Linked DNA regions of Mus musculus: region 2 is linked to region 1. A link is a contact called in ENCODE POLR2A ChIA-PET data. All regions are on one chromosome and are shown on one strand. Each heading gives the region's core, a stretch centred on a gene start or an enhancer-like site at or near the end of the contact. The rest is flanking DNA. Distances are from core to core; before and after follow the strand shown.

The links. ChIA-PET counts read pairs that join two places held with the same protein, here RNA polymerase II (POLR2A).
Region 2: POLR2A ChIA-PET joins it to region 1 with 13 read pairs in embryonic stem cell. The contact joins the promoter of Asap3 here to the enhancer-like site in region 1. POLR2A ChIA-PET finds 5 or more read pairs at or near these places in 4 of 5 experiments (Patski and embryonic stem cell).

The regions. Positions count from the first base shown.
Region 1 is chr4:136,146,317-136,151,476 of GRCm38, forward strand. No RefSeq gene overlaps it. Among named protein-coding and RNA genes, the nearest start is that of Id3, 5.1 kb to the left of the region's middle. Within about 2 kb of position 1,480, at least 1 of the 3 ENCODE cell types and tissues checked has a DNase peak (open chromatin) inside an H3K27ac peak, as active enhancers do.
Region 2 is chr4:136,203,093-136,208,643 of GRCm38, forward strand. It overlaps Asap3 (ArfGAP with SH3 domain, ankyrin repeat and PH domain 3), which reads left to right and starts at 3,273. Exons shown (of 25, transcript NM_001008232.2): 1 at 3,273-3,555. The coding sequence starts at 3,427.

The DNA of each region.
Region 1 (5,160 bases), core at 230-2,729:
CAAACATTTCATTACCCTTTGTGCATTAACCATAGTGAGCTTTCTGGGGTGAAACAGGGTCGTGGCAGAAGGGGAGGAGAGGGGAGCAACCTCCTTGCCAGTTGTCCTTCCAGTCTGATTAATGGTTTTTAACCTGTCTGGTTTCTTCTGATGAACCAATGGGAGATATGACCATCTTTCAGAAATCACACATGAAATTTCGCAGAATAATGGCAGGCCCCCCACCTCTGGAGGTCCTGTTTCTACATAAGAAAACTTTTGCCTTAAATTTAATACTCTAGTGACATCCATCTTGGACTGTGTGTTAAGGTATGCTGTGTTCTCTGAAGAGAGCCCGTCAAACATGACAATCCTGCATCGGCTGAATACAGCAGGCTACAGGCTATGCCTCCAGCGAGCCAGTTTCCACATTCGTACCAGGTGACAGTTCTGAGGGGGTCTGCCTTCTGTTCACTTAGAGGTTATGACCAAGGAGGGATTGAAAGCTTTAGTGGAGCAAGCCGCTTCTCTCTGAGCCCAGCTGCCTCCAAGGACTGAAGATAATGATGGGAAACTTCTTTGAAATGCATCACACACCTACGAGGCATTATTAAGCTAATTCCAAGGAAATTGCTTGTCAGGACTCCCAGGGCTGAGCAGTTCAGGTGGCCCGGACAAAAGCTTAGACCATCTAGCCAATCCATTAGTCATTAGAAACTGAAAGCACTTTAGCCCTAGGTCAGAAACCTCTGAGTTAGTCTGCTGTTGTAATCATTTATGGGCGTGCCTACCAGGTGCCCCGGTCCATTTCATTACATCCTAATCTTTTTTTCTAATCAGCAAGGTGTGTACCTTGAATAAGTTGATCAAGGTCACAGCAAGGAAGTGGGAGAAGGTATTTAGGAAAGCCAGCTTCCTGTAGAATCTAAGTCTGGGTTCTCATTCTCTACTTTAGACAGCTTTCCCGAGTCAACGGCTTCGTGAATGGGGCACAAATTAGAAGCCCAGTAAGAGCTTGTTGGGGGAAAAAAAAAAAAAAAAAAAAAAAAAGAAAAACAAAACAAATCTTAGTTCTGCATGAAATGGGATGATAGTACATCCCTTAAAATTGTATGGTTCGGATATAAAAGACCACACGTGAAATATTTTCCTGGCTCTCTTTGAACTATGCAATTTAGAGGCCCTAACTGATCTCGAAGCTCTGAAGCACACACACGCTTGCACGCACACACATATATGTTAGCACATGGCCACATATTTCTAAGTGACAAAGCAGGGATTCAAATTCATGTCTGCGACACATGGTAATGGTGGCCTTCCAAGAAGGCAGTGCACCACCTTAGTACACAGAACGGGACGCTCCTCCTCAATTTTAAGTCTTCCGAGTAGTTACGGCAGTCCGTGGTTACCACTCTTTCCCAGGGCCCCCACCCTCACCCCCCGGCTGCACCCTTAAAACTTCTCTCTCTGGCTTTCCCGCAAAACTGCAGCTCTACCCACTAGCCCGCCTCCAGGCAAGAAGCGGCTCCGCGGCGCCAGGGCCGGGCCGATTCTCGGCCCACGTGGCCCAGTGGCTGGGAAGGCGGAGCTCCGGGCCCCGCCTCCCTGCTCGGCCCCGCCCCCGGCCCGCTGCCCGCGCTCCCCCGCCCCCCGCGGGCCCTGAGGGCCGCTCGCAGGTGTTCGCTGGCGCCCGGATGTCTGAGCTCTGGCTCCACTCTGGCTCCGGCTCCCTCCGCAGCCTGCGGGCGGGGCTCGCAGCCCATCCGGAGCCTCGCGGCGCCCCCGCTGCTCTGCCAGCAGCAAGGGCTTGCAGCTTCCAACTCGGCCTGGGGGAGCCCACACCCCCCCTCACCCCACACACACACACCGGGCCGAGTCACTGACCCCACTGCTCTCGTGCACACACACACACACACACACACACACACACACACACACATACACACACGACCGAGTCACTGACCCCACTGCTCTCGTGCACACACACACACACACACACACACACACACACACACACATACACACCCGGCCGAGTCACTGACCCCACTGCTCTCGTGCACACACACACACACACACACACATACACACACGACCGAGTCACTGACCCCACTGCTCTCGTGCTGCCCCCATCGGCGCTCAGGCCGCTGCAGCATCAGCCGCACCCCAACTCGGGTTTCCTGACTCGGCCCGGAGGCGGCCTGCATCGCACCCTGCTCCTTCCTTCCTTCATTCTTTCAGGCAGCGCACATTCCTCGGGCGCCTGCGACATGCCCTGCACGAGGCTTTGCCGACCTTCCGAGAGTGGCCTCTGGCCACCAGGCTTCCCTGTCCTCCCTCCCCAACCCCGCCCGAAGCCGGCCGTGACACCCTACTTCATGCCAGAGTTCTCAGATCATTTTCCCTCCAGTTAGGATTCAATCCGAGCCAAGTCTAAGGGGTCGTTGTTGTAATTATGATGGGGGGGGGGGTCAGTCTGCAAGCCCACTGATGGGTCAGAGGGTGGGCCGAACTGGGGTTCCAACTGACTTTGGTAATAGTTTGTGGTCTGACCTCATGGACTAGGTGTGGGGTCAGAATAAGGGCATCCGGAGGCCAAGATTTGGGGGTTGCCTTTGACAAGCTACATAAGGAGGGGCAACTTTCCGTAAGCTCCTCCCCTAGCTCAGAGTTCCATCCCTCCCGGGTGCGGGCTCACCATCACTTTAGCCACCCTTACCTTCCTGCTGGAGACACCTCTCTCCTCACAGGCATCTTGCTATTCTGAGCCAGATGTCACAGGCCGAAGCCTCCTTGGGCCTGAAGCCCTATTGTCAATAGAACCCCATGTTGTCCAAGGTACAAGGGATACCACCCAAGAGCCATGTGTGTTTAGCAGCAAGCTGCTGTCCCTCCCAATACCTTTTCTTACTTGTTCACAAGTCTAAAACCTGTTAGGAATGGAAAGACTCACAGAATTGACATATGTGGCCTGCTCAGAGACATTCAGAGAGTTAGAGGTGAAGACAAGACTCTTAAATTGTGGTGTCATGGGCTGGAGAGATGGTTCAGAGGTTGGGCGCACTGGCTGCTCTTCCAGAGGTCCTGAGTTCAATTTCCAGCAACCACATGGTGGCTCACAACCATTTACAATGGGATCCAATGCTCTCTTCTGGTGTATCTGAAGACAGCTACAGTGTACTCATACGTGAAATGAATTAAAAAAAAAAAAAGTGGTGTCATGTGCCTAGCATCAGGAGGTTGAGCCTGGAGGATCCTGAGTTTAAAGTCAGTCTAGGATATGAAGCAAGAATTAATCTTAAAAATAAAGATAAGCCGGGCAGTGGTGGCGCGCGATTTTAATCCCAGTACTTGAGAGGCAGAGGCAGGTGGATTTCTGAGTTTAAGGCCAGCCTGGTCTATAGAGTGAGTTCCAGGACAGCCAGGGCTACACAGAGAAATCCTGTCTCGAAATAAATAAATAAATAAATAAATAAATAAATAAATAAAAAATAATAAATAAATAAATAAAGATAAGGGGTTGGAGAGGTGGCCCACCGGTTTAAAAAAAAAAAAAAAAAAGACCATCCTGGTTTGCCAGAAAGCCAGAGTTTGGTTCCCAGCACATACTGCCTATCCAGGGATCCAGCGCCCTCTTGTGGCAGCCATGGGCATGAGCACACATATTACACAGATAATGAAAATAAACCTCTAAAATAAACAACAGATAAGTGGAGTCAGCTGTGGCAGTGAATACCTGTTATGCCTATACTTGCAAGACAGAGGTAGAAAGATCAAAAATTCAAGCTGGGGGCTGGAGAGATGGCTCAGCAGTCAAGAGCACTGATTGTTCTTCCAGAGGTCCTGAGTTCAATTCCCAGCACCCACAATGGCAGCTCACGACCATCCATAACTCCAGTTCCAGGGGATCCAACACTCACACACAGTCATTCATTCAGGCAGAACACTAATGCACATAAAACAAACTGTTTTAAAACAAGAACAGCGGACAGGAAAAACTGAATGGTCTAAGTATAAAAGACAAAGTCTGAGTGTAAGAGAGGCAGGAAGATCTCTGAGTTTGACACCAGCCTGGCTCACTGAGTCAGTTCCAGGATAGCCAGGGCTACACAGAGAAACCCTGACTCAAAAAGCTAAAAGAAGAAAAAGAAAACACTTAACCTAGACCTTGTAGATTGGATTCTTCTCCTAGGTCTCTTTCCAACCACAGAGGTGTCCCTCAGCCAGCAGGGGTCGTTATTATTATTCCTGCTTCGGGGATGGGGTGGGCTGGAGTCTCGCCAAGCCAAGGACTTCACCCACAGCTCTTATATAGCAACTGCTAGGGCCTACTGGAGGGCACAGCCCCTCAGAGGCTCTGGAAGAGGGTGGTCAGGAAGGCACTTGTCTTCTGTCCCTGGCCAGCCCCTTCCCTGCCTCCCTTGCCAGGAACAACCAGAGGAAGGGAGACCACAGAGGACCTCAGAGCTGGGAGGGGGGGGAAGGCTGTGAGAACGCTCGCTCAGGCAGCTGAGCTGAGTTCTTATAGACACATGCGGAACTCATTACCCTACATCAAGGTGGTCGCTGGCCAGCTGGCAGTGGATGGGTTTGGGGCTAGAAGTGTGTATTGTAGGGCAAGAGAATGCTTATGGCCCAGCTGAGTCCCCAGGGTCACACAGCCAGCCACTCCATGACCTTGTTCTTACTGAGCCCTGTTTGGTTTGCAGCCTGTGCTCTTTAAAGCACCCCAACAAAAGGCCTCTGTACCCCGTGCCAAGCCCCTCTAGGTTATGTGGGAGACTTGGGGGGCCACCAATACAGACAAATACACTCTCCCCGACTCACACCCTGATCCTCATGTATGGGTCTGCGAGTGCATCCAGATGTGTGACAGGCTTCACTCTTCCAGATCTCTTGGTTGTCTCTAGGGACTTATCCTGGTGGGGGGTCCTACAACCTGCCAATCACCTCCTTCACTGCAGAAGCATCTGCATAGACCAGAACAGCGGGATATTGTTCAAAAGAGCCTATTCGGAGAGCACAGCACCTTACAGTCCAACACAATCTGAAAGAAGGGCGTGTCTCCCTCCCATCTTGCTCCATGAGGTTTCGGGATCCTAAGTAAACCATTGGTGTATACTTGGAGTGACCAGTGTGTTTGTCACCTGCATTGCTTTGGAATTTTTTGCACAGCTTGGAGAC
Region 2 (5,551 bases), core at 2,023-4,522, 59 kb after region 1:
CCCCCTCCTTACCCTCTTGCCCTCTCTGTCCCTCCTCTCCCCATTCCCCTCCCCACTTTCGCCATATGTCCTCTCTCTCTCCTCTCTCTCTCCCTCTCTCCTCTTTTGCTCTCATTCTCACTCTCTCTCTCTCTCTCCCTTCCTCTCCCTCAACTCCCCTTCTCATGCCCTAAATAAATTCTGTTCTATACTATATCTGTTGTATGGTATGGCTGGTACCTCAGGGAAAAGGACGTCTCAGCATGGGCCCGCAGAGGCACCCCCTTCTACCTCACCATACTGAGCCTCTACAAACACATTCTGATTTTTTTCTTTTTTATAAAACACAACAGAGAGTGTGAGGGATAAACAAGAAGACAAAGTGAGTCATGTGGGGGGCTAATTTTGGGAGGATTATATGGATTGGGCCTAGGATCAAGACAGAGAGCATCTCTGAGGACCGATTGATTTTACTTTCATTATTAGTTCATGTCCTGGGAACACGAAAATCCCCTTCTTAGGAACTCCAGTTGTGTAAATGGATTGATATTCATACCCTCTTGTTAGATTTATTAAGTTATGTGCCTTTAAGTGTGTGCTTGTGAGTGCAGGTGTCTGTGGAGGACAGAGAAGGTGTTGGATCCCCTGGAGTTGGAGTTACAGGGGCTCTGAGCTGGCGGGCAGTAGGGACAGCCTTTGGGGCAGGCAGGTGATGGGAGCAGCCAGATGTCAGTCTGCATGGAAGTTGGTTCTTTTCTCCTGAGAAACAGAAGAAGTGGGCGGGTCATGCTAGATCGAGAAGGCGCTGGGAGTGGGGTACAAGAGCATAGCCCGGACTCAGGGCGCGGAGTCCTCTTTCCTGCCAGCCTCATGGCCCCTCATTAGTTCTCATTTGCACTAGAAATTATGGATTACCTACATCCTGGAGATGAACCTAGAACCTGTCCCCAGAAGGTAACTCACACGGCAGCAAAAGAAGCAGAGAGTCTGACTTCAGATAAGCCTGGGTTCTTGTTCTGCCCTTTCTGCTCCTGGGTCAGCTGACTTTGAGCACAGGTAAACCACCACACCATGGTATGTTCATTGCATACCTACTGTGTATCAGTTGTGGGAGTGATGATCACCATGGCGAAGGTGTGCCAAGGCTAAACTGCATTTCGCTTATCTACTTGATTGGACGACCTCAGGAGGGAAGCCATCCTCGTCCCACCAGTGAGAGAAGGGGAGACTGGCACCCACGGAAATGGAGCTACTTACCTAAGACAGAGAGCAAAGACAGGATCCAACCAGACAGTCTGTGCCTCTGGACCCTAACCCGATCTCCCACAAAGCCCTCACCAGAACAAAACCCTTCTTTTCTTACAGAATTTGCACAGTAGTAGGAGAGAGTGAAGGGTAAATAGAAGGCAAACAAAGCAGCATGAACTAGATATGGTGGCACGCGTCTTTATCCTAGCAGAGGCAGGCAGAGCTCTGCTGAGGTGGAGATCAGCCTGGTATATATAGTGAGTTTCAGGCCATCCAGGGCTACATAGTAAGACCCTTTGTCAAAAAGAAAGAAAGAAAACAGAGGAAGGAAGGAAAGAAGGAAGTTAGGAAGCAGAGTCCCAGACAGCTCTCAGAGGTGTAGTGCACAGAGTTCAGGGCTAGCACGGAGAGAGCATCGCAGAACCCAGATGTACTGGTCCATATCTGCAGTAGCATCCAGGAGGTGGAAGCAGGTAGATCAGGAGTGTGAGGTTACCCATGGCTACACATTAAGTTTGAGTCTAGATAAAACCCTGTCTCAAGATAAATAAACAGATACACAAGAAAGGGAGTCCGCTCTCAAGCCTGATGACTTGAGTCCAATCCTTGGAACCCACGTGGGAAGGAGAGAGCCAACTCCTGAAAGTTGTCCTCTGCCCTCATGAGTTCAGTGTCCTGCATGTTGTGCACACATGAGTACACACACAAACACACACCCACACCCACACACCCACACACATTCATGCACACAGCAAATTTCTAAAACTGAAAATTTTAAAAAGGGGCTGGACAGATAGATGGCTTAGTGGCTAAAGAATGTTTGTTCTTGCAGATGACCCTGGTTCAATTCCCAACACCTACATGGTGGCTCACCATCATCTGTAACTCTAGTTCCAGGGGATCTGATGCTCTTTTCTGGCCTCCAAGAGCGCCCAATATTCATTCATAAAACCCCAGCAGAATAAAGATGATTATGAATGGGGTATGTGGAGTGAGGGATGGGGGGAGCAGCAGGTGACTAGTTTTAAACAGGGTGGTCAGGATAAGCCTTGTAGTAAAGTTTGAAATGTTTGAGCTAAACCTTGAAAAACAAAACCCCAAATCAAATAAACAAAAACCGAGGGAGGCAGACAGGGAGAAGCAAATTTGGAAGACTCAGCATTGGAGTCTGAAGGAACTGTTAGGGTCACTTAGCATCTGGTCTGGGGAAAGGGGACCAGACGCCAGGGGCCAGGTTGGGCGATGAAGGTGTCAAGAGGAAGCCTCTGAAAGAGCCCTGTGAGATGGACGAAGAAAATAAGGCTTTCAAGAAGAAGCAGAAAGAGTCCAAGGCAATGGGAAGGGCCCCTGGCTCACGGCTGGAATTAAGAAACCAGGCAAAACCAAACCACAACAAAAATACCTGCAAAACAACAACAACAACAACAACAACAAAATCCCGAGCTATTCTGTGTACCTGAGATAATAGTGAACCTCTCCCATTCTTACTTAAACTTATTCGGAGTTATGACATGATTCCTTTTAAAAACCAGAGGGGCAATTGATTCAATGGCACGTAGCTGGCTGATGGCGAAGATCTTATATGGCCTCGGTGGCACAGGCCTTGCCTTTAATCTCAGCACCGGTGAGGTAGAGGAAGACGACTGCTCTGAAGAACCTAGAGTTAAGGAGAAGAGAACAAGTGAACCAGGAGCCAGCCAGAACCAGGAGCCAGGCTCTGTGTCTGTGTGTGTGTGTGTGGTAGGCTTTGGAGGCGGGGCTAGGGAGGGAAGAGGATCGGGGACGGGGGCTGGGAGTCAAGAGCGGAGCCCCAGGAGAACTCTCCCCATCTGTAGGTCTTGGAGGCAGGGCAGAGTGGGGCCAACGCGAGGTTGGGGCGTGACCAGGGAGTTAGGGGCGCGGCTTGGATGTGGCCGGAGAGTGAGGGGGATGGGGGCGTGGTCAGGGAGTTACCAGCGAGTCGGGGCGTGGCCAGGGAGGTAGACAAGTGGTCTGGGGGCGTGGCCGGAGAGAGAAAGGCTGGCGGGCGGGGGCGTGGCGGAGTTAGTTAGGGGCGGGGCGGAGCAGGGAGTGAAGAGGCCTCGACTAGGACGCTGCGGGTGGTGAGACAGGCCCTGCGCAGAGCAGCTATACCAGCACTGTTAAGTGCAGCGTCCCCCGCGTTCCAGGCAGCTCCGGTGTTTTCGCCTCGTTCCCACCATGCCCGAGCAGCTCAGTGTCGCGGAGTTCCTGGCCGTCACCGCAGAGGACCTCAGTTCCCCAGCCGGAGCAGCTGCCTTCGCCGCCAAGATGCCCCGGTGCCGCGGGGCGGCGCTGGCACGGGAGGAGGTGAGGGGCCGAGGCGGGAGGGGACCTCAGGTCAACTTGGGGCCTGGCTTTGACCTTTGCAGGAATGCTTGGAGCTAGGATGGCTCTTCGCTGCGCTCCAGAAACCCGCCCCTCTTAGATCTGTGGGAACCGAGCTCATCTCAAACATCTGTGTCCCCAAGGTGGAGCCTGGGAAGAGAGGACCAGATGGGATCTCGGGGTCACCTCGATACAGACTCCACATGTTGGGGCACATCTCCCATATACTTTGGGCGACTTGCCCATTATATGTGTATTTGCTCAGCGGCTTACAGTTCTGTGTTTTCGTTTTAGAACCCCACAAATATGCAGCCCCTCAGGTCACTCCCTTTCTGAGAAGCAGGCTCAGTCCTGAACTTACCTCTCCCAGGCTGCAAGAGAGAGAGAGGAGGCCCCCTCCTCCTGGCTGCTGGTTCTGAGACTTGGCTTGCCTTGTGGAATGATTGTGAATGGGAAGGCGCCAGGAGCCGGGGTTCACCTTGGCTGCTGCGGGCCAAGTTTATAGGCTCCTCTCCCCTCCCCTCTCCTCTTTGTGTTTTCAGGCAAAGTGTCCCAGGCTCTTTCTTTCGCCCTTGTAGGCTGCCCCACCCCATTCCCAAGCTCACTGGAGTTCATTCCTCTTCTCTGGATTCGCTGCAGGTTTTCATCCCCTAGGAATACACTGGAGCAGAGAGCCTGTAGTCTGGGGCCAGACGGGGATAATATGAACCCAGCTCTCTTCTAGAGAATGCCCTGGGTTGAGGTGGCATTTTGGACTTCAGTGGTCAGTCTGGCCTTCTCTATAAGTTGTACCTACTGTGTGGCAGATACAAAGCTACCCAGAAATACCCTGAGCTGAGGTCTTAGGAAATCTCCCTTCCTCTTCTCCCCTGACTGGCTGGCTCTCTGTCTGGACTTTTTCCTCTTTGGTAAGGAAGGCAGACAATTATACAAAGACTGTCGGATTTCAAATGATGCATAGGTTCAGAGCCACCACGCCTCAGGACCCTTCAGCATCTTTAGGGATTTTATCCATCATCCTCTCCTCCAGGTTGTCCATTACAGTGTTGGATCAGAGGGGAGAGATCTGCTCTGGCTAAGTGTCCATGCATTTGACTGACCTTACCTGACTGTGTAAGCTCAGATTTGCCTCAGGTCAGGCCAGACAAAATCCAACTTTTTTCCTTTTTTCTTTTTCTTCTTTTTCTTTTTCTTCTTCTTTTTCTCTTTTCCTTTCTCTTTCTCTTTCTTTTTCTTTTTTCCTTTCTCCTTCTCTTCTTTTTCTTTTTCTTTTTCTCTTTTCCTTTCTCTTCTCTTTCTTTTCTTTTTCTTTTTTCCTTTCTCTTTCTTTTTCTCTTTCTCTTTCTTTTTCTTTTTCTTTTCCTTTTTCTTTTTCTCTTTCTTTCCCTTCAGATCCATGTGCTTGCAAGCTTTCACTTTTGCAACAGAAAGGCAGGAGATCCCCAAACTCAGCTTTCCCCCTCACCATTCCAGCGTCCCCCAAATGAAAAGTCTGACTTACGACTTAGAGATTTTGCTGGAGCTTTCTGGTTGGTTTCGTGGTCATGTCTCTCTGTTATTGTGCTGGGCTTACATGTAGTTTGATACTGGGATTTTTTTTTCCTCCCTCCAGTACTGGACATGACTAACCTAATACCAGGCTTGAAACCGCGGTTGCTTCCTGAATCAAGGCTCCTAGCTCTAACCAGTTTCCTGAAACTAACTAGAGACTCTGTTCTAGGATCTGCAGGACTTTTTTGTCCACCTTACTGGGAAGGACCCTGGACAGGTCATAGGAACCAAGAATGTCCAGGCTGAAGGACCCTGGCAATAGAGAAATCAGCTAGAATTGCTCTCATTTAAGATGTTAAAACCCATACACAGAGAGGGCAAGACACTGCCTGAGCTCCCAGAGCAAGGGATTAAGGTAGCTGGCATTCCTCCATGATTGCCTTAGCCTCTGGTCCCGGTCTCTTTCTCCCAAACATCTTTTAGAACT